Regions from separate parts of the Mus musculus genome. Here regions 1, 2, 3 and 4 are each linked to region 5. Evidence: chromatin loops called from intact Hi-C (ENCODE). Cell type or tissue: heart. All regions are shown on one strand. Links, peaks and the distances in the headings refer to the core of each region. The heading gives the core; the rest is flanking DNA.

What was found. A loop is a pair of places that touch in the nucleus more often than their neighbours do. Peaks named below come from ENCODE experiments on the same cell type or tissue, not always from the same donor. Only the 100,000 strongest peaks of a DNase experiment are listed, where the experiment ranks them.
Region 1: a loop joins it to region 5, with 2.7 times the contacts of the local background. A loop is called at or near these places in 5 of 42 quality-filtered maps.
Region 2: it touches region 5 in a loop (2.4-fold over the local background); 5 of 42 quality-filtered maps call a loop at or near these places.
Region 3: it touches region 5 in a loop (1.9-fold over the local background); 9 of 42 quality-filtered maps call a loop at or near these places.
Region 4: it touches region 5 in a loop (4-fold over the local background); 7 of 42 quality-filtered maps call a loop at or near these places.

The regions. Positions count from the first base shown.
Region 1 is chr10:62,486,072-62,492,408 of GRCm38, reverse strand. It overlaps Vps26a (VPS26 retromer complex component A), which reads left to right and starts at 5,604. Exons shown (of 9, transcript NM_133672.3): 1 at 5,604-5,751. The coding sequence starts at 5,749. In heart, for the core only: a CTCF peak has its summit at 3,908 (motif pointing right); a DNase peak (open chromatin) is centred at 5,438; H3K4me3 peaks cover 1,678 bases; H3K27ac peaks cover 1,594 bases.
Region 2 is chr10:62,784,944-62,789,943 of GRCm38, reverse strand. Ccar1 (cell division cycle and apoptosis regulator 1) reads left to right here. Exons shown (of 25, transcript NM_026201.3): 3 at 4,350-4,513. Among named protein-coding and RNA genes, the nearest start is that of Ccar1, 4.9 kb to the left of the region's middle. In heart, for the core only: no CTCF peak of the experiment used is centred there; no DNase peak of the experiment used is centred there.
Region 3 is chr10:62,599,092-62,605,544 of GRCm38, reverse strand. It overlaps Ddx21 (DExD box helicase 21), which reads left to right and starts at 3,247. Exons shown (of 15, transcript NM_019553.2): 1 at 3,247-3,417. The coding sequence starts at 3,331. In heart, for the core only: no CTCF peak of the experiment used is centred there; a DNase peak (open chromatin) is centred at 3,244; H3K4me3 peaks cover 2,828 bases; H3K27ac peaks cover 1,446 bases.
Region 4 is chr10:62,722,574-62,729,026 of GRCm38, reverse strand. Stox1 (storkhead box 1) reads left to right here and starts at 2,933. Exons shown (of 4, transcript NM_001033260.2): 1 at 2,933-3,259. The coding sequence starts at 2,959. In heart, for the core only: a CTCF peak has its summit at 3,133; DNase peaks (open chromatin) are centred at 2,836 and 3,156; H3K4me3 peaks cover 1,593 bases; H3K27ac peaks cover 741 bases; H3K27me3 peaks cover 1,095 bases.
Region 5 is chr10:62,648,538-62,654,990 of GRCm38, reverse strand. It overlaps Ddx50 (DExD box helicase 50), which reads left to right and starts at 3,773. Exons shown (of 15, transcript NM_053183.3): 1 at 3,773-3,966. The coding sequence starts at 3,880. In heart, for the core only: no CTCF peak of the experiment used is centred there; a DNase peak (open chromatin) is centred at 3,650; H3K4me3 peaks cover 2,996 bases; H3K27ac peaks cover 2,151 bases.

The DNA of each region.
Region 1 (6,337 bases), core at 1,338-6,337, 160 kb after region 5:
ACTTCCCGGAAGAGCAGTCGGGTGCTCTTACCCACTGAGCCATCTCACCAGCCCTATTTTTTTTTTTAAAAGAAAGCTGACCTGTGAGAAAGCTGGCAGTCAGAAAGCCTTCATTTATACTTTCTACTTCAGACTCCTGCCAGGAGTTCCTGCTCTGACTTCTCTCAGTGATGGACTGTGTCTTAGTTAGGGTTTTACTGCTGTGAACAGACACCATGACCAAGGCAAGTCTTATAAAAAAACAACATTTAATTGGGGCTGGCTTACAGGTTCAGAGGTTCAGTCCATTATCATCAAGGTGGGAGCATAGCAGCATCCAGGCAGGCATGGTGCAGGAGGAGCTGAGAGTTCTATGTCTTCATCCAAAGGCTGCTAGTGGAAGACTGACTTCCAGGCAACTAGGGTGAGGATCTTATACCCACACCCACAGTGATACACCCATTCCAACCAGGCCACACCTATTCCAACAAGGCCACAACTTCAGATGGTGCCACTCCCTGATCCAAGAATGTACAAACCATCACAGACTGTGGCCCAGAATGGTGACTACTTCCTTCCCTCTTCGAAGTTGCTTCAGCCAGAATATTTTATTACAGCAACAGAAAGGAAGGTAGAACCAATGTTACGGCTCAATGGGGAGCTATTTCCACTAGGGTCCATTGTGAGAGTTCCACTGAACTTTAGGCGTGGCATTTTAAGCCATTTATGCCAAGGGATGAGAGCCCAAAATAGGACTCACCTTGAAGTAATGACGTTAATCACGAGACGGGGCTGCTGCACAGCTGAGAGAAAGGACATGTGACACTTGGGAGGCCTATGGAGGTTCCTCTTAATAGTTTTACTATGTTTAGCCAAGGATCAAAACAGGAATACTATTTATGACCATTCACTATTTAGCGGTGCAAACACAAATAACTATAATACATTTTTATTATGTGTTTTTCCCCAAAGCTGTGAGTTGCCATTCTCTCAGTGCATTGTCTTAGTATTTCAGTCACTGTTTATCAATATAGGGGTTGGAGAAATGGCTCAGTGGTTAAGGGCACTGACTGCTCTTCCAGAGATCCTGAGTTCAGATCCCATCAACCACATGGTGGCTCACAACCATCTGTAACTTCAAGATCTGATGCTCTCACACAGACATACATGCAGGCAAAACACCAATGCACATAAAATAAAGGTAGATAAATTTAAAAGGTATCCACATAGCTCTATCTTTTGCTAATCTGCCTTCTCCCCTCGTTAGCGTTGCTGTGTAGAACTGATGGTTCCTTAGGGCCCAATGGCTCATCAGTGACAGTGCTGCCTATAACTCTGTTACCTATTGCATGAGTCATAAATGGTTTACAGAAGCTGCAGTGTACCGAGTACCACAGGGAGAACCTAAGGTCCTTTGAAACTGGAGTTACAGACAGTTCTGAGACACCACGTGGATAGTGGAACCAAAGTTGGGTCCTTTGTGAGAGAAGCAAGTGCTCTTAACTGTTGAGCCATCCCTTTAGCCTCTGATATGAAATTTTTTATGGGGGAAATTGCCTCAGTGATTGATGTAAAATGCATCCTTTTGTTTTTTGTTTTTTGTTTTTTTTTTTTTTTGCTATTTGGATATTTGTGATTACTCGGTGTTTTGTTTTCACAAGGACAGAATACTAATTAAGAATAAGAGCTCTTGAGAATTGAAAATGTTAGCATACATTCTTTACTTATTGGGTTTTTTTTGGGGGGGGGAGGAGGAGGTGTTGGTTTCAAGACAGGGTTTCTCTGTGTTACAAGCCCTGGCTATCCTGGACTTGCTTTGTACACCAGGCTGACCTCAAACTCAGAGATCCACCTGCCTTAGCTTCTTGAGCACTGTGATTAAAGGCATGTGCCACCATGTCCAGCCTTATTATTTATTGCTACATAATTAATCACCTTAAAACTCTATGGCTTATCTGTATCTTTAATCCCAAGATTTGTCAGGTGAATCTGTGAATTCAAGATTAACACATTGCAGGACAGCCAAGGCTAGATAGTGAGATAACCCCCTCCAAAAACAAAACAAAACAAAACCCAGAACCAAACAAAAAAAAGCCAAACAAACCCAAAACCTTGGTGGCTTAAAGCAATAGATTTTTAGAATTTTTATAGTTTATGCAGGTCAGAAATTAAGTAGACTATCTGGAAATTCTATTTAGAAAGTCTTTTTGTTTGTTTGTTTGTTTTGTTTTGTTTTTTTGAGACATCGTTTTTCTGTGTAGCCCTGGCTGTCCTGTCCTGGAACTCACTCTGTAGACCAGGCTGGCCTTGAACTCAGAAATCTGCCTGCCTCTGCCTCCCGAGTGCTGAAATTAAAGGCATGGCTCACAACTGTTTGTAACTCCAATTCCAGGAGATCTGGCATCCTTACCCAGACACACGTTATGGCAAAACACTAACACACATAAAAATAAAATTTTAAAAGTACAGTTAGGATATTCACCAGAGCTAGAGTCATCTGAAGACTTGGTCAAGGATGAAAAAGAAAGTTTCCACATTGGTATTCGAAAATAGTTGGAAAGTTGGTACTCCCATCTGTTTTCAGAAGAGAGGGGAGATGTCCTCTCCATGGGGCTTTACACCATGGGAGTGGATGTTGTTAGAAGGGAATGGTCCAGGAGAAACCAAGTCAGGAGCAGCTTGAGGCAGCCACACCACGCTATTCTGTTGGTCACACAAACCGACTTTGATAGAATTCAAGGATAGATTACACAGGAGTTTGAACACTAAAAGAGAAAGCTCGAGGCTGGTGAGATGGCTCAGTGGTTAAGAGCACTGACTGCTCTTCTGAAGGTCATGAGTTCAAATCTCAGCAATCACATGGAGGCTCACAACCATCCATAACGAGATCTGATGCCCTCTTATGGAGTGTTTGAAGACAGCTACTTATGTATAATAATAAGTAAATCTTTAAAAAAAGAGAGAGAGAAAGCTCACGGAGAGCTATGCCAAACAATACACACACACACACACACACACACACACACACACACACACACACAAACTCATCATCATCATCATGAGAACTGGAACATGAGCAAACATGGTGGCTCATGATATAATTTTTGCATTCAGGGACTGAGGCAGGAGAATCAAGAGTCTAACGTCAGCCTGAGATATGTACTAAGACCATTTCTGGGACAAAAAGAAAAACAAGGACAGGTGAGATGGCTCATCAGATAAATGTGTTTGCTGACAGGCCTGAGGACCTGGGCTCAATTCCCAGAAGTGACATGTACAAATTCTGCTCTCCATGCACACCATGTAATATACACCTCCCAGAATAAAGAAACATGAAAAGGAAAAAGGAAAACAACAAGAGACAGATGGAAGACAGGAAAGAAAGTGAAAATCCATTTAGGATGCTCAATCTAGGATTTCAAGAAATTCCAGGAAGACAGCCGAGGATGTGGCTTAGTGGTAGGCTGGTTGATTGGGATCCATGAGGCTCTGGTTCAGTCCTCAGCTCCACAAAGGAAAAAAGAAACCCAGGTTAAAAAAGGTGTGTGTGTGTGTGTGTGTGTGTATGTGTGAGCCTAGAGCAAATCATCAAAGAAATTTAGGAAGACTGCAGGGTACACAGTCAATACAGGAAAGTTACACACATCACAACGAAGAACTGAAAAATGAAAAACTTAGTTTTATTTACAATAGTGTTAAAAAATACAGGCACTTAGAGATAAATTTAATAAAAATGTATAACACTGGAAATTAGAAACACTGGTGAAGAACACTAAAAAAAGGTAAAAATTAGAAAAATGCACAGTGCTCATGAATGGAAGACCCAGTATTGTTTTTATTTTACCTCCTTGAGTCTTTCTTTGGGTGCATGGAGGTTTTGCAGACCTTCTGTACAAAACCTGCATATGTGATGCTCATGGAGACCAGAAGAGGGCATCAGATCCCCCTGGTAAGGAGCCACTATTTGGATGCTGGGAATCAAATCTCATGCTTCTGAAGGGGTAGCCAGCAAGTGCTCTTGACTTAGCTCAGCCATCTCTCTAGCCCCAATCGATAGATTTTTGACAAGCATACCACACCACAGCAGTTTACAGGGGAAAGTATTTTGAGCAAATGGTGCTAGAACCAACAAACACAGTTAACCTTTCAGATCTTAGACTATGCGCAATTGTTTCTCTCTTTTGTTTCCTTGTAACAAGGTCTCACACTGTAGCCCAGGTCATTCAGGGGACTAACTGTGTAATCTCCAGGGGTCTTTTAATTCATGGCGATTCTTCTACTTCTTCTGTCTCCGGAGAGCTGGGATTACAGCTATGAACCTCTATACCTGACTTATCCTTCTTTATAGAGTGGGTGATGCTCCTTCATCCAAGCCATCTGCATCACAGGGTTTTAATCAATAGTATTTTGAGATCTAAACTCCCTTCTCTGTCCCCATACTATTTTACCCGTCTGTAAATATGACAGGTAATCTCCAATATTGGGAAGGCTGAAGGAGGACAGATGTGTTTCTTGACAGCCTGGGCTACATAGCATATTCCAGAGGAGCCTGGGACACCTAGTGAGACCCTGTCTCAACAATAAATATACACACAAACATCCATTCGTTCCAAAGCTCCCTGGCATAGCAATCTTTAAGATTTGTTTTCAGATAATATCATTTTAGGCAGATTTCTCCTGCATGCATGAAGGAAGTGCAGTGTTCCATCTGCAGCAATGCATAAAACCACCAGTGACTCCTGCAATTACAGCATTGGGAAGGCACTTTGGAGGTGCTCACTCTCCACTTGAGGCTAGCCTAGTCTACATGAGTACATGAGAACCCCTGTCTTACAAACAAAAGACTCATTTCCAGTATTTGAATTCTGTCGCGATTGGAGACCGAAGCCTCATTTTAACCTTTAAATATTTTAGACTTACAACTTGACACTCTACTCCCCAAGTTGAGTTTCGTTATGATAGGGCTGATGACACCCCTCCGCCCATAAATCTGAATGAAAGGTTCAGTTCCTAAGCCTTCGTAGTATTTCATCTATCCTCAGGTTTTCTGGGCCTCCACTACAATGACTGACTGGATCAGAGTGTTGGAGAGCTGCGTTTTGCACGCTTGCGAAACTTTTAGGAAGGGCTGTTGCCGGGGAGGGGGGGTAAGGAGGGCGGAACCGATTTGAGAGTACTGCCTCTCCGGCTTGGAAGGCTGCGTCACGAGCTATCCGTGGACTGCAAAGGATGTGCTTTAAAGATTAGCTTTTCTCCCTAACCGTCTCTTCGGAGGCCAACAATTCTCGGGGCTGAGGCGGGAAACAGATCAGGCGCAAAGGTCGGAACTGCAGCAAGCCCGCAAAGACACGCCTCCCGCACAAACCCTCGAGTCCCCCAAGTTTCCCTAGGGAAAAGGAAATGGGCGTGCCGGAGGGAGGAGTTTGACAGCGCACGGCTCGTCACGTGACAACTAGCTCTAGGGTTGCTGGACTGAGAAGACAGATCTTTGACTCCTCCCACCAGACGTCACCCACCCAGACCACGCCCTCAACCGAAAGGCGGGGCGGAGGAGCCCCGCCTCGAAACGGCCTTCCTGAAGGGCGGGGCCTCTAGCAGGGCGGGGCCTCTAGCGGGGCGGGGTGGGGGGGGGAGGGAGAAGAGGAAAAGGAGTGGTCACGTGCGGCTGATGGCCTACGGTCACGTGACGGGCGGCGGGGCGCAGGCACCCAGGCTGGGAGTTCTTCTGAGGGAAAGCCGAGTGGAGTGGGCGACCCGGCGGCGGTGACAATGGTGAGTGCGCGGCGGCCTGCCTGCGAGGTCGTCTCCCGCGGGGCCGTGGGGCGCGCGGCGGGACTCCCAACGGCGGGCGCGGCGCCGAGCCTGCAGGGAAGGGGCGCGGAGCGGTGAGGCCTGACGGCTGCCCGCTCCCGGCCAGGCCTGAGCACCTGCGGCCGGCGGCACTGTCCCGGCCATGTCGGAGCCTCTGCCCGCCTTCCTCGACCGGCTGTGGGGACCCTGGCTGGGCACCCGCAGCCCGCCCAGCCGGAGCTCGGCAGCCTCGCCTTCCAAGGTAGCCGAGGACAGTCAGTGCCCTCTCTCCCAGTTCCGGACTCTGGCGAGACCTGCTCACCTTCCTCGTCCCGAGCTCGATAGAGTCCGCTTATTTTCTTTAAGCTGGTTGTGGAGACATTCTGCGATTTCTTGATTCGGGTGGAGGCTTTTGGCACTTGTAGAATAGGAGGGGAAGGGAGGGGAGACAAGAGGGTGTCGGAGCCGAGACCCCTCATTTATATCTCCAGACGCCGATTTAAGCACTTGGTTTCACTTCCTTCCCTAAGCGATTTCTATAACTTAGCACTTTGGGATGTTGCAGTGT
Region 2 (5,000 bases), core at 1-5,000, 140 kb before region 5:
CACAGGCAGGATCTCTGAGTTTAAGGCCAGCCTGGTCTAAATAATGAGTTCCATGATAGCCAGGATTACATAGATCTTATCTAGATGCCTCTCCCCTAATTATTTGTATTTTTTAAAATTACATTTTCATGCTCCTCTGGAGTATGAGTTTGAGAGAGAGGGGGTGGGAGAAAGAGGATTAAAGTCAGAGACAAGTGGCAGACGTTTGTTTTCGTTCATGTAGGGTAGGTCTTGTGAATTGAATTGAGTTTGCCAGCCTTGATGGCAAGCACATTTACCCAGTGATCCTCCTGGCTGAGCCCTTAGCATTGTTCTGTGTGTGATGTGTATATCAGAGCAGGTATTCGTGTGTGGAGGTTAGTGGACAACTTTTGGTAGTTGGTTCTTTCACGATGGGTTCTGGGGATTGAACCCAGGTTGTCAGACTTGTATGGCAGGTGCTTTTACCCCCATTGAGTAAGATTACTGGTACATTTATGGTTTCATTTGTTTGTGTTTAATGTAGAAATACTGACTCTTTAAGAATTTAATGCCAGGGATCTTTTAAGACATGTTTGGCAGTAAAGTGCTTGCACAGAACCCACAAACCCTTTGATTTGATTTCTAGCACCTCAAACCGGGTGTACTGTATTCCTGAAATCAAGCACTCCTATGGTAGAGGCAGGAGGATCAGAAGTTCAAGTCAAACTTTAGTGAGTTTCAGGCCACCCTTGACTGAAAGTGCTGCACTGTGACCCCACCCACCCCCTTTGTGTGTCTGGTCTTGGTGGTTCATTCCTTTAACCCCAGAACATTTAGGAGGTGGATTTCTGAGTGTCGGGTCAGGCCAGCTTGGTCTACATAGCAAGTTTCAGGACAGCCAGGGTTAAAAAGTGAGATCCTGAAAAACAAACAAAATCCAATTACTATTAGTCTATGGAAAAAAAAAATAGCTGTAAGCATCAAAGGAACACTTACCGTTAGTTTAAGTCAAAAAAAAATTACTGCAATTTTCCAGAGGCAGAAATCCAAAAATAAATAAGTGAAAAGTTATTTGTTACTTGTGGTGGAGTTTTTGTTTTGTTTTTGCTTTTTTTTTTTTTTTCCAGGGCTTTTTACATGCTAGAATTTTCAGTTTCTTAGCTTTTTGTTTGCTTTGAAACATTTGTGTGTTTCTGTGCATATGTGTGAGTGTGCATGTGCAGGGCCAAGCATACTTAGCAGCAGTTGGTTCTACACGTGCACCCTGTAGACTCCATGGCTCAAACTGCATCCATCAACCAGGTGGTTGTCCTTGTACGATTTCTATTGCTTTGATAAAGACTATAACCAAAAAAGCACTTGGGGATGGGATTTATATCATCTTACAACTTCTAGGTCACTCTATCCCTTAGAGACGTCAAGGCTCAACTTAGGAACCCAGTGTCCCACAGGCTTGACTATAGGCCTGTCAGGGAGGAATTTTCTCAATTGTAGCTCCCTCTTCTTAGATAACTCTAGCCAAGTTGACAAGGGGAAAATGCCAGGATAATTAACCTTGTCAAGTCGAGGCACAAACACATTGTTCTAACTAGGGTTACTATTGCTGTGATGAAACACTGATCAAAAGCAGCTTGGGAGGGAAGAGTTTGTTTGGCTTACCCTTCCATATCAGTGTTCATCATCAAAGGAAGTCAGGAAAGGAACTCAAACTGGGCAGGAACGTGGAAACAGAAGTTGATGCAGAGGCCACAGAGGAGTGTTGCTTATTGGCTTATTCCACATGGCTTGCTCAGTCTGCTTTCTTAAAGAACCCAGGACTGTCAGCCCAGATTTGGCTAACCCACAGTTTTCTAAGCCCTTCCCTATCAATAGCTAATTAAGAAGATGCCCTTCAGGCTTGCCTATAGTCCAGTTTTATGGTGGCAATTGAGGCTCCCTCTCCAGAGAACTTAACTTGTGCCAAGTTGTAATAAAAATAACAAGCAGACACATTATAATTCAAATCTTGCTTATCTCCATAATATCCTATTAATAGCAATACCTCACATTTCAATCATTTTTTCCCAAGACGTGGTTTTTCTCTGTGGCCTCGGATGTCTCAGAACTAGCTTTATAGACCAGGCTGGCAGAGATCCTCCTGTCTCTATCTTCCCAGTGCTAGTATTAAAGGCGAGTGCCACCACTGCCAGCCTACATTCCAAACTATTAAATTTTATTTATGCATTTTATATACATATATATGAATGTTTACATGTGCAGAGTTTTTCAATGTATCTGTTAATGTCCTGGAATTTTGTAAAGGAGACTAGCTTCAGACTAGAGATCCACTTGCCTTTGCCTTTAGGTGTGTGCCACCATGCCTGGCATATTGTCTTCTAATCACAGGTGATTCTTTAGCCCCAGATGACAAGTACTGAGAGTCATAGCAAAACAAAGGTTCCACTTACTGGTTCTGAACTCCTGTTAATCACAGTCTATCCTTCAGCCCTTGCTGACCAGAACCATAGATTCTTTCTTTCTTTTTTTTTTTTGAGACAGGGTTTCTCTGTGTAGCCCTGGCTGTCCTGGAACTCACTCTTTAGACCAGGCTGGCCTCGAACTCAGAAATCCGCCTGCCTCTGCCGAGTGCTGGGATTAAAGGTGTGCACCACCACGCCCGACAGAACCATAGATTCTTAATACAGAACAGCACAGGACCAGCCCTGACAGAACAAGCACCATCACTGCTTACCCATCTTACAAGCCTATGAGACTGATTATTTGTTTGTTTATTTAGTGCCATACTATATAGCCTTGGCTTGCAATTCACTATGTAGAGTAGACTGAGCTTGAGCTTTGACTCAGAGATCCACCTTCCTTTGACTTCCGAGTGCTGAGATTAGAGGCTTTTGCCTTTGTGCATGTGTATCTGTTTTAAATAGTTTTTTCTTATCCTGTGACTACTTTTCTAGCCAAGGATTGCCTTTAACTACTGCCTTTATTTCCCAAAGGCTGGGACTCTAGGTATGTAATACTATACCCTGATTTTGTTTTGTTTTGTTTTGTTTTTTTTGTTATTGTTGTTTTTTCCTTGAGATTTATTTGTGTGTGTGTGTGTGTGTGTGTGTAGATATATAGATAAAGGTGTGTATGTGTGTATATATATATATAGTCAGTGTTAGTGAATGCCACCCACATGTGTGCATGCCTGTGTAGGCCAGAGGAGGGTGTCAGCTCCCTTAGAGGTGGAGTAGTTCCAGACAGTAGTGACCCACCCTATATAAGTGTTGTGCACCCAACACTGGCCTTTCTGGAGGAGCAGCAAATGTACGTGTTGCCTGCATCTGTCTATCTGTATGTGGCACTTGTATGCCTGTTGTCTTTGGAGGTCAGAAGTGGTACCCTGAAGATACTTTCCAGTGGAAAGCTGTCAAAGTCAGTTCCTCTCAGCACCTATTCTTTCTTTCATCTGCTTGTAGATAAAACTCACTTTTATAAAACATCAGAATGTAATGAATGCATTAGGTTCTACTTACCATGCAATGCTCAATCGTTGAGCTAGTTTTCTGCCCAAGAGTAAATTGTAGGTTAGTAAAATGATAATTTTGTTTTTTAAAAAATCTTTTATGTCTATTACCTTGTTTTCCTTTTTGAGAAAGTCTGATGTGGCCTGGTCTGTCCTGGATCTTGTTAGCTTAGGGTGCCCTTAAACTCTTGGTTCTCCAGCCTACACCTCCTTAATGCAGGAATTACAGCCATGTGTTGTCATGTGTATTAGTTAGGGTTTTGTTGCTATGAAGAGACACCATAAAGAAGGTAACTATAAAGGCAGACATTTAGTAGGGGCTTGCTTACAGTTTTAGAGATTCATTTAATCCATTATCATCATGGCTGGAAGTGTGGCAGCAGGCAAGCTGACATGGTGCTGGAGCAGCCAAGAGAGAGTTCCAAAGGGACCAAAAGGAGGCTTGCTTCCAACTCCTGATGGAGCCGGAGTATAGGACCTCAAAGCCCACCCCCACCATGACGAACTTCTTCCAACAAGGTCATGCCTCCTCACAGAGCCACTTCCCAATGGCCAAGCATAGTCAAACCACCACGCTATGCCTGCTTGAAAATAATTTTTATTATTTGAGACTAGGTCTCTCTATGTAGCCCTAGCTTTCCTGGAACTTGATATATAGACCAAGGTGGATTCAGACTCACAAAACCTGGCTGCCTTCTAGTCCTGGGATTAAAGGTGTATGCCACCACATCCAACTCTGAAAAATACTTTTGACTAGACTCTGGGTCTAGGTAAAGTTGGTGTATGACTGAAGTGTAGGCTAGTAGAGCCACTTTTTCTTATATTTGTGATGGGAAGTCATGGGAGATTACTTGGTCACCCTTCTCTCTCAATCTCATTGTAGCTGCACTAGGTGTTCAGCAGCCATCACTTCTGGGAGCATCTCCTACCATTTATACCCAGCAGACTGCATTGGCGGCGGCAGGCCTTACCACACAAACGCCAGCAAACTATCAGTTAACACAAACTGCGGCACTGCAGCAACAAGCTGCAGCTGTATTACAGCAGGTGAGTTTTAAAGTCATGTATGAGGTGATAAAGTGAGTCTTTACTGAGGGTTGCTATCTTTTTTGTTCTCTCATTTGTTCATTTTTGTTTTGAGACATGTTGTCTGTATTGTTTATGTTGGTCTTGAACACATGATTCTCCTACTTAGCATCCCAAGTGTTTACTAGGATGATTTGTCTGCGACCTCTGTGGGTTTTTTTTTCCCACCTCTATTTTAAACAGTGAAAAATTGTAGATTTAAAAAAAGCTGATTGTTGTAGGACGTGCCTTTAATCTCAGCACTCTGCAGGCAGAGGTAGGTGGATCTCCATAAGCTCATGGCCAGCCTGGTCTACAAACCAAGTTCCAAGACAGCCAGGGCGGCTTTGTTTGATGGCACATACCTACAATCTCAGCACTTGGGAAAGGAGGTTATTGAAATTGAGGCCTTATTAGAATACATAGCAGGAATCTATCTGAAGACAAAAGGAATTACAACAGAAAGTTT
Region 3 (6,453 bases), core at 679-5,678, 49 kb after region 5:
AAAAAGTTCAGTCTCTTCTGAGATTCATCCAATCACTTAATTGTAATCTATAAAGTCAAAATCAGAAAGCAGATCATGTACTTCCAACATCACAGGATATACAGTATTCCAAATGTCATAGGAAATACTGGACCAATGCAAGACAGGAAACCAGCTGGTCGAACTCCAAACTCTGTGGCTCCATATCTGATGTCAAAGTGCTCATCAGATCTCAAAACTCCTTTTGTCCTTGTTACTAGCATATCTGGCATTCAGCAGCAGCATACTTCTTTTGGGCAGGTTTCACTGCCTGTTAACTTTCCTTGGCTCCATCAACACCTTCCCTAGTCTGCATCCTGATGTCAAAACGTCTTTGTAGGACACAGGTTGATTCAATTCGGTAAGTTTTCTCCCCATAATTCAATGCCTTTCAGCAGCTGCTGTCCCTACTTTATAGTAAAGTATTATGCAATCTATCTCTCAGATTTCTCCGTGAGGAAGGTTGCTGATTATTCTCGCTGAGGGTTAATAGGTCTGCACCTTTGTGATGGTGAACTCTTAACTTTATAGTCAAGTCTCTACTACACTGCCTGAGTACTAGTACATTCACACCATGTCATGCTGTGTCCACAGTGTCCTGAGCAGTTTTGGGTGAATGAGCAGTGCCTGTTTTCTGCCTTCCAGAACTCAGAATCTGGTGAAATAGTAGAATATATAAGTCCAAATTCATGGCAGTGCAGTGACTAGCAAAGTCAGAGAGCAAGAGACATAATAGACCTTCACTTGGCAGAGACTGAAGAGATGGCTTAGCTTAAGACCCAGCCCCAAGGCATCCAATGCCCACTTCTGGTCTCCAAGGGTCACAGAAGGCATGTGCACAACCACAGAGACCACACACATACACATAAAACCAACAAAAGCGCTGGGAATAGCCATTTAGGCAAAAGCACAGAATAGCTAAAGAAATTAACATTCTCTAAGTATTGCTATAGTTTTTCTCTGGAGAAAACAGTGGTGAGTGAACACAAGGGCTTTCTGGGCATTGGTTTTGTTTTTTTGTTTCTTAAGATTTATTTATTTTACTTATATGAGTACATTGTAGCTATCCTCAGACACACCAGAAGAGGGCATCCGATCCCAGTACAGATGGTTGTGAGTCACCATGTGGCTGCTGGGAATTGAACTCAGGACCTCTGGAAGAGCTGCCAGTGCTCTTAACCGCTGAGCCATCTCTCCAGCCCCTGGGCTTTGTTTTCATCAGCTATTGAAAGGCTTCTTGTATCATCACTTCAAGTGTGGTGATAAGCATGTAGCTAAATGTTGGCAAGGTGCATTTCAACGATCTACCTGCTAAAGGTTACCTTTTCTATCAGTAGGGCTTCTAACAAAATTAAATAATAGCTTCTATCTTAAAAGAAAAAAAAATCTTAGCTGGGCAGGGGTGACACACAACTTTATTTTCTTTTTTCCGTGAGTATTTTGCATTTCAGCCTTCTGAGGCTCACCTCAGACCCCAAGTCCAAACGCAGTGCAGTGCTCAAGATTTGAATCCAGAGTTTCTTTCACTACACTCCGTTGTCTCCTCAAAATTAGCATACATTACAATGGATCCATTTAGAAATATCTTAGGGCCTGTGAGATGGTTCAGTCCATATGGTGTTTGCTACCTCTTGATGCAAGCTTGAAGAATTGAGTTCGATACCCAGAACTCACATAAAGAAGAGAATCGGTTTCACTTTCATTTTTCAAACTACTGTGATAAACTGTCTCCCAAGTCCCCGAATCACTGGTTCTTCAGAAGAAGTTCTAAAACGTATTACCAGTGTGGTCGTGCAAATATTTAATCCCAGCATAGGCAGATCTCTGAGTTCAAGGGCAGTCACGGGTGTACAGTGAAAGCCTGACTCAAAACGAGCATTGTCACTGATCATTCAATTGGCCTCTTTCCCTTATCCAATGGTAGTAGTAAACTCTCCAACTTAGGCATCTTTGGGAATCCATTCCTAGTCTCAAGGCCCTGTCAAGGGGCTGAGTGTGCCCTCAAACCCAGTGATAACTGTCCATCTCTTACATTAGTCTATAACAGTGGTTCTCAGTCTTCCTAATGCTGTAGCCCTTTAATGCCTCTTACGTTGTGGTGATCCCCAACCATAAAATGAATTAATTTTAGTTGTTGAGGATTTAGCTCAGCTGTAGAGCGTTTGCCTAGCAAGCGCAAGGCTCTGGGTTCAGTCCTCAGCTCTGAAAAAAAAAATTGCTACTTCAAAACTGTAATTTTGCTATTGAATCTTAATGTAAATATTTGATATATGACCACTGGTAAAAGGGTCGTTGAACCCCAACGGAGTGTCGACCCCCTTGAGAAACTTTGGTCTGTAGTGCTTGAGGACAAGCAGGGCTTGGATGTTATTAGAATCCTGTCTGTCCACTCTGGAAGCAGAGGCAGGCGGATTTCTGAGTTCGAGGCCAGCCTGATCTACAAAGTGAGTTCCAGGATAGCCAGGGCTACACAGAGAAACCCTGTCTCGAAAAACAAAACACAAAAAAACGAACCCTGTCCGTCATACAAGAATACCCGGAAGTTTATAAAGTGCACACATGAATAAAGGGCCAGACTTGTGAATTGTGGGTATTTTTTGTTGTTACTTGGGGTCGGGGAGAGAGCTGTTGAGACAATCTCATCATGTGTCGGGCTAGCCTTGAACTATGTGCACCACGCTGGACTCGATAGAGATCCATCTACCTCTGGCTCCTGGGTGCTGAGATTAGCGGCGTGCACCCCATATGCCCTGCCTATTCTGGTTCTTTTAAATTGTTCATATTGTGCAGCACGCATATGCGTGTCCTGGGTGCCACTGAGCGCGTGCACGATAAAACTGCACAGCTGGTTCTGTTTTCCAGGGATCACAAATTCAGGTCACCAGAACTGTGGTATCTCGCCGGTCCCTGAATTCCGGTGCTCACCAAAGCACCTGGGTTTATCTGTCACCACCCAGCCGTTTTCCACAGGTAGCGTACACATCGCAGCTTTTCATGGGAAAATGTTGCCAGCTGGTAATCCCAGACTCGGCAAGCGGAGGCAGCAGGGTAAGATTCAAGGCCGTTCTCCAAGTCTAGCCGTGGCGATCCCGCTGTCGTTAGACCGCGCAGAGCACCTCCACGCCGCACACACGGGTCTCACCCAAAGCCGCGCGAACCGCAGCCTTGCCGGTACACGCTACTTCCGCCGGATGCACTCCGCTGCGGAAGTGACGAATAGGCCCGGCTGAGGGGCGGTCCGCTTTCTCTGTCGCCCTCTCTCCTAGCACGCGGTTGAGGAAGCCGGTAGGCCTGAGAAGCTGCTGCTGAATAATGCCGGGAAAACTCCGCAGTGGGGCCAAGTTGGGCTCAGACGGGGCCGAGGAGAGCATGGAGACGCTGCCGAAGCCAAGCGAGAAGGTGAGCCTGGGGGGAGGGGGGTGTCCCCGAACTGGGCCGGGCCGGGAGCTCGTGGCCGGCCCTCTGACACGCCGTGTCGGCTGGTCAGGCTTGGGAGTGCGGAAGGGATTGCCGATCGCGTCACAGTGCGGACCAGAGCCGAAGACGGCAAAGTCTGAAACTTGCGCACATGGTCGGCATCTGCTGTGACACACAGACACAGTTCCCTCTTTAAAAAAGAAAAGAAAAGAAAAAAAAAAGAAAACCCAAAACAGAAAACGTGGTTGGCTAAGTGATCACCCTATTATATAGAAGGATCTGTGTGAGCACTGTTAAATCGCCTTGTCTCTTCTTAATTCCTTGCATAAAAATATTAAACTTGTGACAGTATCTATCAAAGTAGGAGGGTTCGGAAATTATCCCGGAACTCCTATGTTGTACGACTTAATTGAGTTTTTTTTTTGCTGTCTCTGTTGACTTTGAAGGTAGGAGCCTTTTAAAGGAGCAGCAGTAGTATTTGAATTAGGTGGAAATCACTGGGCGCACAGCGTTCACATCCGCGTGTTCAGCTGCCTGATGCTGAAGTCAGGAGGGAGGGACCTAGCTACGCGTTTATATTCCGAACTCGACTTACTGTTTTTCATATATGTAGTAGATAACATGTTCATGGGGCGGAGAGATTGTCCACGATACAGTATTTTTAAGATGGTTTTTGTGGTACCAGGACCAAACCTTGGGCAGCTCACGTGTTGGCAGGTGCTGTCCCACTGTAGCTCTAGCCCTTAGCCCAGCGGTTCTCAGCCTGACAGATAATCTGCAGATGTTTATATTATGATTCATAACGGTAGCAAAAATTAAAGTAACAACGGGATAATTTTCTGGTTGGGGGTCACTACAATATGAACTATTTGAAAAGTTGAGAATCGCTACCTTAGGCCATGATTTGAGAATTTAGTCCATTATGATTTAGTCTTTACTGCCTGGAACACTACTAGAGTCTATCTAGTAGGTGGCTAATAATCGGTACAAATTTTCCATATGAAAAGTTGCACATTTAAATAAAGTCCAAATAAAGTTTCACAGACGCAAATGATATATGAATTTTTTTGGTAGTTTTGTTTCATATAGTGTCTACGAGAATCCACATTGAAGTACACATTTCTTGAGTGTTTTACCATATAGAAATTTTGGAGGGAAAAGAAACCTGTTGTTGCTGTTATGAGGACACCCAAAGTTTGCTTGCTCGCTCTCTCTCTCTCTCTCTTTCTTTTCTTTCTTTCCTTCCTTCATAGTTACCTTTTGGACAGTGCTTGCTCACTGATACTGTGTGTGTGTGTATGTATGTATGTATGGATGGATGGGTATGCTTGCCCCTGGGGTTACAGAAGTTTGAGGTCAATGTTGGGTGGGTGCCTTTATCACTTATTTTCCCCACTCTCACTCACCCTACCCTCCACCCACAGACAGTTTTTCTTTTTTTTTAATCTTTTTTTTTTTTTAAAGATTTTATTTATTATTATAGTAAGTACACTGTAGCTCTCTTCAGACACACCAGAAGAGGGAGTCAGATCTTGTTACAGATGGTTGTGAGCCACCATGTGGTTGCTGGGATTTGAACTCTGGACCTTCGGGTGCAGTCGGGTGCTCTTACCCACTGAGCCATCTCACCAGCCCCCACAGACAGTTTCTCTATAGCCCTGGCTATTCTGGAACTTGCTCTGTAGACCCGGCCGGCCATGAACATAGAGATCCACCTCCCTCTAACTCCTGAGTGATGGGATTAAAGTGTGTATCGCCACTTCGCTGGCTTGTAGTGATACACACTTTTGGGGACACCTAGGCTGGCTAGCTGCCCACTCCAGCCCCACCAGCTAGGGTGACAGGCATGTGCCACCACACTCATTATTCAGTGGCTGCTAGAGTTTCCTGTCAAACCCTCATAGTGGCAGAGTAAGCATTTTCCCCCTGAACCATTTTTTCCGAGTATGTAGTTTAGAGCCTTGGTAGTCTCTTTAAAAAATTAGTCTTGCCGGGCAGTGGTGGTGCATGTCTTTAATCCCAGCACTTGGGAGGCAGAGACAGGTGGATTTCTGAGTTCAAGGCCAGCCTGGTCTACAAAGTGAGTTCCAGGACAGCCAGGTCTACACAGAGAAACCCTGTCTCCAAAAGAAAAAAAAAAGTTTATAATGATTGGCCAATATGAGCTGAAGACTTAGTTTGAAGAACTCTTTTATTTCCCCCATGTTAGTGACTATTGCAATATACTTCTTTTCATTGTAGCTAAGAAGTGGTATTAAAAAGCGTACGTACTGTGTGACCTTTTATAATTAAAATTACATTAAGCCAGGTGTAGTAACATGACTTTAACTCTAGGAAGTCAGATCTCTCATGAGTTTGATACCAGCCTGGTCCTGCAGAGTTCATTCCCAGGACAGCCAGAATCATAGTTACATCACTCCCCCCTCTCCTCCCTCCAGAATCATAGTTACATCACTCCCCCCTCTCCTCCCTCCAGAATCATAGTTACATCACTCCCCCCCCTCTCCTCCCTCCAGCCCCTTCCATGGAATTCCCACCTTGCTCATCTCAAATTCATGGTCTCCTGTTTTTTTTTTTTTTTTTTTTTTTTTTAAATTCACTTTAAAACTTTATTTCTGCAAAGCCAATCAAGAAGGGTTTTGTTTGTTTGTTTGTTTGGTTTGGTTTGGTTTTTTCGAGACAGAGTCTCTGTATAGCCCTAGCTGACCTGAACTCACTCTATAGACCAGGATGGCCTCGAACTCAGAAATCTGCCTGCCTCTGCCTCCCAAGTGCTGGGATTAAAGGCGTGCACCACCATGCCTGGCACTCATGGTCTCCTTTTAAAGTGTTTGCACACATGCACCCACACTCCTAAACTCAGCAGCTCAGTTCACATTACCTGAATGTGTATAATTTCGGGGTTGATTTTATTTATTTATTATATGTAAGTACACTGTCGCTGTCTTCAGACACACCAGAAGAGGGCGTCAGATCTCATTATGGATGGTTGTGAGCCACCATGTGGTTGCTGGGATT
Region 4 (6,453 bases), core at 891-5,890, 74 kb before region 5:
CCTGCTCACCTATACTGGTTTACACAGTAATGGAGCTTGCCCACAGGGTTTGTGGACAGGAGGCAGGCACACTACCATTTGAGCTGGATCTCCCCCCCACTTATCTCTTTTATATTTGCTTTTATTATTTTAATTATGTGTACGAATGCGTCTCTGTGTGTAGGTTGCGTGAGCACAGATAAATAGCAGGTGTTGGGAACACTTCATCACTGTCTATAATCTCTGTCCTCAGAGACAATCTGCCTAAACTTGTTGAGACTTTGTTTATCTGTGAGAGAGATGGTTGGATAATACTACTCCTATCAGAGGGTTAATTTTACAGAAAAAATTACATCGCTGGTTTTAAAGAAAAAATAACATGGTTCTAAGCACAAAGGAAACTGAACTCGAATTGGTCACCATCCTGATTACAGGGAAGAAACCTTAGGTGAGGTTGCGGTGTGGGGATTTCAAGCCCAGGAGAATCTTGGGCTGGGCATGGTGGCCTTTATTCTCAGCATTTAGGAGCAGGGACAGAGAGAGAAAGCCAGATCTCTATGAATTCCAAGCTAGCCTGGTCTATGTAGTGGCTTGCAGGCCAACCAAGGCTACATGGTGAAGACCTCTCCACACACACACTGAAAAGAAAATTCTAGTTTTCCAAGAATCAGTTACACAGGAGCAAGACTTGGGTCCAGCAGGCAAATGGCTTGATAAGAGTCAGAGGAGAAATTGTTCTGTGTGAGACAGCTCAGACTGGGAACTGGCATTTCTTCTCTCTGCAGGATCTATCCATCCACCTCAGAATTCAGATGGGGAACACTTAATGTCAACTTCAAATGTTTATTTGAATTGAAGGTTAAGTCATTTACCTACAGAAGCCTGACTCAGTAGTTGTTTGGTTCCATTTCATACCCCCCATGTGACTGAGACATTCTCCCTCCTCCTCCTCCTCCTCCTCCTCCTCTCCCTCTTTCTCTTCTTCCTCCTCCCTCTGTTCCTCCTCCTCCTGTTTTTTTTTTTTTTTTTGGTTTTTTTCTTTTTTTTTCGAGACAGGGTTTCTCTTTATAGCCCTGGCTGTCCTGGAACTCACTCTGTAGACCAGGCTGGCCTCGAACTCAGAAATTCGCCTGCCTCTGCCTCCCGAGTGCTGGGATTAAAGGCGTGCACCACCACGCCCGGCCCTCCTCCTCCTGTTGCTCTTCCCCCTCCTCCTGCTCCTCCTCTACAAATCAAATGCCTCTGTTTTCACTCCGTCCCTAGCAAGTGAGAAATGGCAGTGACCTTGACAATAAGCTCTGTGCCTTTGTCCCATCGAGAAGCCAGAATTTCAATGCACCTATGAGTCTTTTCCCAGCATGGAAGGTGGCGAGCCACCAGCACCAGACAAGGTTGCCTGACCCTTGCTTGGTCTGGAGCTAAACTCTCTGTTTGCCTGAGTAAAGGTGGGATACTTTTTAACCTAACTAATTATAGTTTTTGTCATTTGAGGAAAAAAACCCAAAGTTTAAAATACAGGATTATGGCTGGGCTGGAGAGATGGCTCAGTTGGTAAAAGCAAAAGGGCCGAGTTTAAATCGTCAAAACCCATATAAATTGAGGCAGGATAGTACATAAGATATAGTATGTGTATAATCTCTAATGTCTGTAATCCCAGTGGTGCTATGGTGAGGCAGGGGGTGGGGGCAGGAGACTTCCTGGAAGCTCTTAGGTCGGTACCATGGTACACACACATACACACCCCAGCACTTAGGCATGGCCATTCACAGGCAGGCAGGGTGGCACACATGCATGCTATTGATACAATTGTCTCCAAGATGCTTGGGGACAGATAGCCCATTTTTTTCAGATGCTGGCACACTTGGATCTACTTGAGGAGCCAAGTTGGAGATGGGTCCCACACAATTCACTCAACTCATAGCCACCCCTTTTACACACATCCTGAAGTCAAGTGTGATGTTTTTTGCGTGTGAAACCACAGTAGTACTTAAAAAAAAATTCTTAGAGCATCTGGGATTTGGGGATTAGAGATATCAATCTACAATAGTTAATTTAACAGAGAGTTGTGAAACTGGGCTATTGTTATTAATAACATCTGTGATTGATGGATAGGGGTATGGATTATCTCATTATGGTAGTTATAAAGGTGGTGTAGTTAAAAATAAAAACGGTTGCACAAGCAAGAGGAACATGAGTTTGAGACCAGCCTGGGAGACATATGTTGACCCTGTCTCTCTCTGTGCCCACCCCTGATTATTATATCGATATTATGGATGGTAAGTCTGAAATGACCCCTCAGGTCTTGCCGAAGCACCTTGCTCTTTATAGTATTGAGTTCATAGTTAAGTCTAATGTCTATCCTGCCCGGTTTCCTTATTCCAATAGATCTTTATCCTCAGGGACCCAGGGCCTCAATTCCGGCCCAGCCTGTTTGTCCTTATCGCTCTGCGACGCCGGCCATAGTCTGCAGGGGCAGATCTCGGCCTTTCCTTTGGGGTTCTTGGGGCATGATCGAGTGCAGCGTCAGAATCCCCAGGCCCTAACCAGGGTGGGGCCCCAGGCTTTTGCTACCGCCTCTCGCTCGCTAACCCTGCTTTCCTCAAAATTCTCAAAAGAAGGGGATACACTAGGGGAGGAGACAGACCCTGGAACTTCAGAAAACCATGGATGAGAGGGTCCTCAGAGTCCTCTGCTGCGAGATGAGGAACCTGGCCAGGTCCAAACCCAGAGACGCCAGAGAACTAGCCTGAGAGGTCAGGAACGGAGCAGAGGCTCAAACCTGGGTCACCTCCCACGCGCGACCTGGGTCCTCCGGGCACTGCGGGTGGGCGATGCCACCGGCTCTTCTGGTTGCTGTGGGAACCGGGAGTGACAGCGACGCCCTAGAAAGCCCCGCCCCACCCCGGCCCCGCCCCCCTCAGAGGGCTCCCGGGGCAGCCGAGGTGGGCTCAGTGATCTCGAGTCCCGCGAGCGGGCGGCATGGCGCGGCCCGTGCAGCTGGCACCGGGTTCGCTGGCGTTGGTGCTGAGCCCGCGGGAGGCCGGGCAGGCGGCGGGGGAGCCGGGCGGTCGCGCGCTCTTCCGCGCCTTCCGCCGCGCCAACGCGCGCTGCTTCTGGAACGCACGGCTGGCGCGCGCCGCCTCGCGGCTGGCCTTTCTCGGCTGGCTGCGGCGCGGGGTGCTGCTGGTGCGCGCGCCCCAGCCCTGTGTGCAGGTGCTGCGGGATGCGTGGCGTCGCCGAGCCCTGCGGCCGCCCCGAGGCTTCCGCATCACCGCGGTGGGTGAGTGTGGGGCGGAGGTCGCCAGCGCCCGGGGTCATAGCAACAGGTCCCGGGAGCGCGCGGGTTCCTGGTGTTAGGGGAGGGGGCACTTTAGGAAAAGTGAGGCTCGGGTCCGAAAGAGGATCCGATTGCTCCTTCCTTCCTTCCTTCCTTCCTTCCTTCCTTCCTTCCTTCCTTCTTAGCTTCCCTTTCTTTTTCCTTCCGTCTTTCCTTTCCTTTTTCCTATCTTTTCCTTCCCTTTCCTTTTTCCGTCCGTCTTTCCTTTTCTTTTCTTTCTCCATTCCTTTCCCTTCCCCTTTCCTTAACTTTGCCATCCTTTCCTTTTTCCTTTCCTTTTTTTCCCCTTTTCTTTCCCTCCCCTCCCCTCCCCTCAGCTCCCCTCCCCTCAACTCCCCTTCCCTTCCCAGTACCTGGTGTTCCTGTCCTGCTTGTCTTGGATGGAGGAGTGGTCTTAGGTCGCTCAACTTTCAGAAGTTTTTTGGGGGGGGGGCGGGATCGTCCTTAACTGGTGGGGAAAAGAAACAGATGGTGCTGTAGACACATCACACATCATTCACCAAACAGAGAAAGTTCCACCTCCCAGTCTTTTCGGACTAACCCATTTGTTTCTCGGTTGAGAAACTGAACCGCTGCACCAGTGGGGTGGTTACTGACACAGGCCACTAACCTCTGGCAACTGTGTCAGCTCCCAGTAACAGCTGGTTCTGTCCTCATTCTGTCTGTGGGGGCTGTGGGACCATTCGATGGTTTGGTGGTGACAAGAAGCCAGTTGTTTCAAGGAACCTCTCCATCATAGTCTGGTTCTCCTCCTCCTCCTCCTCCTCCTCCTCCTCCTCCTCCTCCTCCTCCTCCTCCTCCTCCTCCTCCTTCCCCCATCCCCAGAGAAGCACCAGCAAAACAAATTTGTTTTACTCCCTGGGGTAAGGGTCAGGGCAACGGGAGACACCTGATGCTGTGTGTGGTCTTGTCCAGGAATAGTGACCTCCTCTGGCCTGAACCTGGGAAGGCCTCTAAACTTCATGCCATCTGCAACCACCCACCCCCAGCCTGTCCCCATATTTCTTTGATTAAGAAGAGAGATGGAGCCCGGCATGGTGGCGCACACCTTTTATCCCGGCACTTGGGAGGCAGAGGCAGGCAGATTTCTGAGTTTGAGGCCAGCCTGGTTTACAAAGTGAGTTCCAGGACAGCCAGGGCTATACAGAGAAACCCTGTCTCAAAAAACAAACAAAACAAAACAAAACAAAAAACAACAAAGAAACAAACAAACAAAAAACAAGAAGAGAGATGGTTGCCAGACTACATAGATAGGGTCTCATCTCCTTTCCCATGCAGGAATGTCAAAAGAATGGTTTCCGGGTTCTGAAACAGGGAGCCAGGTACCCAAAGTTGGAATCTTCTGCAGACAGGCTGGATTTTGAAAAAAGGGGCTTTCAGTTGCGTCCTGGGCTTCTCTGGTTTGAATTAGTGGTTACATTCTCCTGTCTCCTGACTCCTTCCAAAGGGTGAGTATACTGTGTACTGCAGAGAGGGAATTGGATGCAGTGTGTGTGTGTGTGTGTGTGTGTGTGTGTGTGTGTGTGTGTGTGGTGTCTAGACCCCAGGGCTGAAGTAAGAGAGGCTTTATGTAACATCTGAGGCAGCCATTGTAGCCCAGGGAGCCGTGGTGTATGCTGGTTGTAGGCATAGAAAGGTGAGCTGGCTATTAATCCTTTCTATCATTGCTACACCTGAGCAGTGCCCACGGACACAAAAAGATTTGGCAAAAATCCTCTATGTTTATTTATATCTGGGTGTGCGTGCCTTGATACATATTCAGCAGTTGACTGACAGCTCTTTGGAGTCTGTTCTCTCCTTCCACCGTGTAGAGCTCAGGAATTGAACTCAGGTTTTAGTAACAAGAGAAAAACATAACAGGTTTATTTTAAAATTTTAAACATAATTTAAAGGTTTTTTTTTTTTTAAAAAAAAAGAATAAATGTTTATGTGGTGTGGGAGGGGCACACGTGTGCTCTGATGTGTGTATGAGAATCCAGGGGACAGCTTAGAGGGGGTCAGGTCTCTCCTTTCTCCATGTGGGTCCTGGGGATTGAACTCAGGTAACCAAGCTTGGTAGCAGGCATCTCTATGCACCGAGCTGTCTCACCGGCTCTCTTTATGTGATGTGGGAACCTTTGGAAATGATCCAAGGGCTCAGAAGAAATTGCCTGTTTCTATGTCCATCTTTGGTAAAGGATGGATGGCCAAGAAGAAATTGACGAAGATAGACCTACATGATCACATTCTTCTTTTGACTCTGTGTAGCGTCTTCCTTCTGCTGAGGCAGGATCTCTCTGGAGTGGGGATGTTTCTTCAGTGGATATATTTTTAAGATGTATTATTTTATATGTGTGTGAGCCTGAGTGTGTGCTAACGCGTCTTGTGCATGCCGATACCCACCGAGGCCAGAAGAGGAGTCAGATGCCCCGGAACTGGAGTTACAGCTGGTAGTGGGCCGCCATGTGGGTGTGAGGACTGAAACCTGGATCCTCTGAAAGAGTAGCTGGTGCTCTTAGTCACTGAGACATACATTTATTTATTTATTTATTTATTTATTTATTTATTTATTTGAGGTAGGGTCTAATGCCGCCCAAGCTGGCCTCAGGTTGCCTGTGTAGCCAAGGTTGCCTTGAACAGGTCTTCCTTCATCTACCTCCTATGCCTTATTTCTGGGAGTTGAACCCAGGGCTTCATGTGTGCCAGTCAGTCACCCTGCCAATGCAGCCACAGTGTCAGCCTGGGGAAGAGCTGTCTGAGCTAGGGAAGGATGCCGGATGCCCATGGGGTGGTTAGGGATGCTTTTGTTTTGATTAGGATCGCTAATTACCATCTAGCTTGATGATGTCAGAGTCACAGGAACAAAGAGTCTGAGTCCGCAGGCAAAGGCTCCTGGACTGCCTCTGAGTCTCAGAAGGTGATGACAGTAGGAGAAGGTACTTTCCATCAAAGGAGATGAAGTTTCAGTCTGTGCTCCCATCTCTGGCAGCAGCGGGCTTCCAGAAGCCAAAAACAGGCTCCTGGGGACCCACAGGAAGAGCTGCTGGGGACAGGCAGGCACACGTCTTGACCCTCAGAGTAAAAATACTAAAAAGGAACACAGAGGTCAGTTTGGTCTCTGCTGTTGGTTTGGATTTTTTGGAAGGCTTGTACATTTT
Region 5 (6,453 bases), core at 862-5,861:
CCTCATTTCCACAGCCCAATTCAAAACACAAGCAAAAAGCAGCGCTGGGGGAAAAAACCTCAATGATTAAAAACTTGTACTGTACTTGCTGAGGACCACAGTGTGATTTCCCTGGGAGGAGGAGGGTGTGGAGGGGGAGATCTGATGGCCTCTTCTTGCTGCCACAGTGCCCCCCTGACCCACATATACACATGAGTAAAAACATTTCATTTTTTAAAACACACACAACTATTTACTGAGACATGGTGGAGCCAGGCATGGTGGCACACAAATTTAATCCCAACAGAGAAGGCAGAGGCAGGCAGGTAGGGTTTAAGGCAAGTGTCAGCTACATAGTGGCCAACCATGTCTGGAAAAGCCAAGAACCCCAGCAGCACTCTTGAGATCAGTGTGAGTGCCACTGGACCTCACTGCTCTAGTGATGTTGTATTCGCTAATCCAGTTTCCTGCTTATTGCTCCTGCTTGGCTAACAACAGTTCTGAAAGGTAAAGTGGCTATGGTCACATGGTCTCTTGTTCTGTTTGCTTCGGCACCCTCAACCCACAATCTCTTTCCCTAGTCTCCATCAATTTATAACTGCCCCTATTTTTCCTATATCATCTGAAATCCTTCATGTTCTTTTGTTGTAAAAGTTTCACATTTGCCTTTCAAAGTGCATCTTGACGGCTCTTTGCCTTCTACTTTCTAATTACAGGCTGAGAAAATGAACGATTTTGGAAATAACCAGAGAGGCAAGTTTAGAAATAGTACCTTGTTTTTAATATCTTTTTTTCTTTTTTTTGGGGGGGGGGTGTTTGAGACAGGGTTTCTCTGTGTAGCCCTGGCTGTCCTGGAACTCACTCTTGTAGACCAGGCTGGCCTCGAACTCAGAAATCTGCCTGCCTCTGCCTCCCAAGTGCTGGGGTTAAAGGCGTGCGCCACCACTGCCTGGCTGGCAAGGGGGATTTTAAACATAGAACCTTTGTTTAAGAGAATACCAGGAAAAAGAATACACCACCTAACTTTTCAGGGTATTATCAGGAACTCTTTTAAGATATTTGGAAAATAGGGTTGGTAAGATAGCTACACTGGTAAAGGCTTCTACCACTGAGCCTGAACATGACTTTGATCCTCAGGAAACACATTGTGGAAAGAGAACTTCTACTAACAAAATACTGTCAAACAAACATAAAACTAGACGTTGTGGCTCTTGCCTTAACTTCTCTCCTAGCACCAGGGTGGCAGACACACAGCTCTGTGAGTTGGAAGCCAGTTGGCTTCTACATAGCAAGTTCCAGGTCAGCTAGGGCTAAGATGGTAAAACTCTAAACTAAGTAAATATTTGGGAAAGAAAGATGTTCTGATTGTTGTATTTGAAACTAGGCACCATGGTCTGTGCTTGTAGTTACAGGTACTAGGGAGGCTGGAGCAGGGTGTTCACTTGATCCCATGAATTGGTGATTATATTGGCGATTATATTGGCGATTATATTTTGAATCAATGTCCATGATGGTGGCCAACTGGACCTGATCTAGAATCATCTGAGAAGAAAGCCTCTGGCAGTCTGTGAGGGAGCACCTTTATCTGGTTAATTCAAGTGGGAAGACCAACCCCAACCGCCAGACTAAATAAAAGAGGGTAGGTGAGCACCATTGTTCATTTTTCTTTTTCTAGCAGATGAAATATGACCAGCTGCCTTGTACGCCTATTGCCACATCTTGCCTACCCCGATGGACTCTAGCCTCCAGCTATAAGCCAAAATGACCCAAAATAAAACGCTTAAGTCTCTTCTCAGGTATTTTGTCCCAGCAGTGAGAAAAATAAATGATATGTTGTTTTAATTCCCCTTGGTTCCAAATCTCACGATCAGACATAAATCTTTTGAGTTTTAAATTAAAATTATAGTTCCTGTTCCCATGTTTCCTGATCAATTAAGCTAATATCGACCAAGTCCTTCACTCCTTGGGCAAGTTACTCATGTGTAGATCTCCAATCTCCTTCCCCACTTGATAAGAGAATTAGTTCAGGCCATTAGGACTTAGAAAGGCCACATTTGTTGGCGCCGAAGGTGTCACAATTTGGGAAGCAGTCACTTGAATGACTAATAGAATCTAGTCCTTTTCAGGTTTGCTGTGAGGTTTGGTATGAGAAAAAAAATGCCAAAAATAGGATCCTAAGAAGGTAAAAATGCACTTCATTTGAGTGATTTTCAGCCACAAGACAGCATCTGCTCCCTTTATACCCATGTGTGTGGCATTCTTCACCTTATTAACTGTTCCTATGCATAGCATATTCCGTTGTAGGGGCATAGTGTATTGCTGTAGAACTGGGTGTAGCTAAGAGGAAAAAGAATTTAGAAAAGCTATTGAGATTTAGATTTGTAAAGATTTAGATGTAGAGACCCATAACTATTCATCCAACTTGTGGGAAAAGCCTTTTTCACCATCATTCCTTGAACACACCTGGTGTTATAAAACTGAATCCATAAGACTACATTCAGACAAAGTCATTGATGTTAAGCCAGTCCTTATTTTCATAGAATTCTGGAAGCTATCACAAATTTAAAATATTGTGGTCCCGGTTATTTAAGTCTAATCATAGAACTCAGGACGTGTAGCTGTAATTTTTTTAAGGCCTGTGTTTGAGGCTCAGATTACAAGACTGCTACACTAGACATTATGTAGTTTGCAAGAATGCCCTGTACCTACATCTAGGTTTGGTGTCATCTTCCCTCAGGAATGTAATAGCTGATTGACTGAATAAAGAGAACATGATAAACAAGGTTTGAGGACTGGGATTGTTGTTCAATTGGTAGTAGGCTTGCCTGGTCTGTGAGGTACAGGGGATCGAGCCCAATCTTTGTGAATATACATAAAGACCAAGAAGTCAATTCGCTGACACTGATATCTTTCATATAAATTTGTACCTCAGAGGCAGTTAATCCTGAACCTTAAGATTAAATGTACGTATTACAAGCAGGTCATCTGTCAGACACATTGGACTTGCTTTTCTTATCCTTTAGATTTTTCCCTATTCTGTTTCATAGGAGCGAGCATTCGCCTTGCAACTCTGGGAAATTACAGCTGTGAGAGCGCTGTGCCCATCGCGGATTCCGATCACTTTTCAAGTCTTACAAGCGCTACTGAGTTTGGACAAATAAATTCGCTTCTCGGGTGGGTTTGGTTTCTTCTGGGATACGTGAGAACTAAAAGTGAAGCCATAACTTAACGCCTGCATAAGGAGCTAATATCCTTGAGGCGGCCCCTCGGCTTCAGACCCCTGCAGATTCTGCTGACCCCGGGAAGCCTCGACGTCAATGCCCAGGTACCGTTACAGGCTAACGCTCCACCCACTGCGGGGGGCGGGGCGGGGCGGGGGCGGGGCGGAGGGCTGCAGTTTCCGGCGGCGAATGGCTGTACGGCGCGTGGCGCTCCCGCCGGCCTCAGCTCGTGCTTGCCCACGAGCCGCTGCGTCGCGCGTCAGCCCCTCGCTCCCCGCCGCCTGCGAGGGGGCTGCGCGAGCGTTGCAGGGCATGCTGGGAAGGGAGGCGTTCCGAGCGGGGGGAGGGGAACACTTGGAATTCTGCGTGCCGCGCCAGGGGAGGCGAGCGTCCTTCCTGGAGATTGGCCCGTGCTCTGGAGAAGCCTGTCACTTCAGACCGTGGGCGGGCCCATCGGGGCCACTCAGGTTTTCATTGGCCGAGGGAGGCTGCGACTCTCTGGGAGAGTTTCCTCCTGTAGAGTTCCGGCTTGCTTTGCTCCCGCCGCGAGGTGCGTGGCCCGGAAGTGACGCACGGTCCTGGCCGGCGGGGCCGCCCAGCCCCCGCTTCCTTTCACGCTCTCGGTGGCCGTAGGTGGTCGCGGCCACCGCAGCCGGGCGGGAGGTTGCGACGGCCAGTAATGCCCGGGAAACTCCTCTGGGGAGACATAATGGAGCTCGAGGCACCCTTGGAAGAGTCCGAGAGCCAGAGGAAGGAGCGGCAAAAGGTGTGCTGCGGCTGGGCCGCGCCTCCCTCGGGCTGCGCTGGCCTGGGCGGGGAGGGGAGCTGTCTAGGAAGGGGAAAGACCTGTCAGGACCGGGGGCGAGTTTCCGAGGGACAGCTTCCCCTTCGCCGAGCTCAGCCCTCCGAGGTCCCAGGGACCATTCCCCATCGCCGCACTCCCGGACCTGGAGGAGAACGGCCCGGCTTCCGTGGTACTTCAGCCCCACGTCGGCCTCTGCGCCCGGATCTCTCCCGAGAGATGGGCAGACTTGAGCTCCCATCGCCGTGGAATCTGCTCGTGTTCCCTTTCTTAGGCGGCGAGTCCCTTCATTTGGTTTTCCGGGGCCTTCGAAGAGTTGAGACAGAGATGATGATGGCTTTGCCTATGTGTTGCCTCCCGGTCGCGGTGTCGTGTCTGCAGCAGTCTCGGGAAAAGCTATCCTAGGGGGTTACAATCCTCCATGATTGGGTAATAGAGGCTTAAGGAACAGTGTCAAAGCCAGGCTTGCCAGGGGTTGGCTGTGATGGAGTTCGTGGGGGTTGTATTACGAATAGCCCTTACTGTCAGTATTTTCAATCCACTGTGGTTTTTATTGAGGCTAATCGTGCCAGACTCTTAGCTGAGGACCGAGGAGATAAAACTAATTAAGTATGCAGAATAGTCCCTGCCCACCAGGAGCCTGTAGAGGTTCTATCCCCACCTCCGTCCAAGACATTAAGAAAGAAAGAAAGAAAGAAAGAAAGAAAGAAAGAAAGAAAGAACCCGAAAAATAGAGGATCTTATGGTGTTAAGAAAAAATGCAGAGGTAAAATTTTTACTGGAGACATTTGACCTGGAGAAAGAAAGCTGAATGAGGATGAAAATGACTGTGGGAAAGATGACACTTGATAAAATATTTACTCTGTAGAGTGCTAGAGATGAGGAAACACCCCCTAGGACCTACCACGAAGGTAAATTTTAAATTCTAGCCACCCTTTTATGTCACCTTCCCAGTGGGCATTGAAGTGAGGCCACCACTATGCCCGACAAATGCCCAGCGTTGAGCTCTATTCCCAACTCTCGTTTTTCTGTTTTTGTAGAACGTACTAAATTTGGAATTTACATTTGAGAGTTCCATTTTTCAGTGCTGGGGTTTAAATTCGACCATGGCTCAAGGTTTATTTTTTTTATACCATTTTAAGCGTGTGACTTGATGTCATTATAATAGAATTGTGCTGTCACGACCACCGTGATCTCTAGAACCTTTTCATCTTCCCAAGCCAAAGCTCTTTGCCCCTTTGAATTTTACTACTGTAGGCTTCTAGGGTAGACTATAAATGTAACCTCAAGCCGTTATTTTAGTTTTATATTTAATTTAGTTTGTCTTGAATAACCTTGCATACCTAAATCCTGCTTCTGACATGGTCTAGGTAATGTTTCTTTCTAACCATACTTGTATAGTATGAGATAAAAACATTACCTCATTTGCCTTCGAAGGCTTGTTCTACTGTTATCTTGTGATTGGCAGTTTTATGTGCTCCTTGTAAAGTTAGCTTATATATATATATATATATATATATATATATATATATATATATATATATATATATATATAAAATCTTGAAATAGTTTCCAAAGATTCTTGAGGAAAGTTATTATATCTTTGTGCATCCTTACATTTCACTATGTTTTTATATATTGGTAGCTTTCATATTGTAAATTCTCCAGAAATAATATACTTATTGATTGCCCTTCATGAAAAAGAAGTAGACATTTGGAAATGGAATGGAATACCAAATAGCAGAAATAGAATATTAGGCTAAGTCTGGCATTCAATGAAAATAATTCTAGTTTGGATATATTGAGATAGGGAATTTGTGTTCTTAGAAAAGGAATGAAAGTAGCCAAGAGAGTCTGGAAGTGTGTGTTGACACAGACTTGAGCTTCCACGGAAGGGTAAGGAGAAGGAAACACTAAAGAAGGTTGAGAGCTAAGAGATAAGGAGATGAACAGAGCTCAGCAAACAGGAGGCTGTTGGGCTTGAGCTCCAGAGGGAGTAATGTTAGTACTTAGCACTCTAGGATGTTACAGGGTTTGGACATAGACGTGTTACACTGACATGCTTGCTCTATCTTCTCCCTAAAGTGCAGGGCCCTGAAGCAATCCAAACTGCATGCCTGACTGTGAGCTTGTTTTTCTATAGGACTTACTACTTTAGAGAGCTGTGGGCTGGCGCAGTTAAGATCAAATGATGTAGAACATTTTAAAAGGCATTTTTACATATTACTCAGCTTTTTCAACTATTTATGAATGAAAATTTATGCTAAAGCACTTCAAAAATTATATTAGCATTGTGAAAGTTTGGTGCTTGTAGTTTTTAGTGAAATGAAGTACTGCTATACAATTTACTAGATTCCACTGAGGTAAATGAGTTATTTATTTCACTAAGTGATTCTAAAGGACCAAGTTTTCAAATAATTTCTTGTGGTCAATAAATAAATAAAAAAAAGA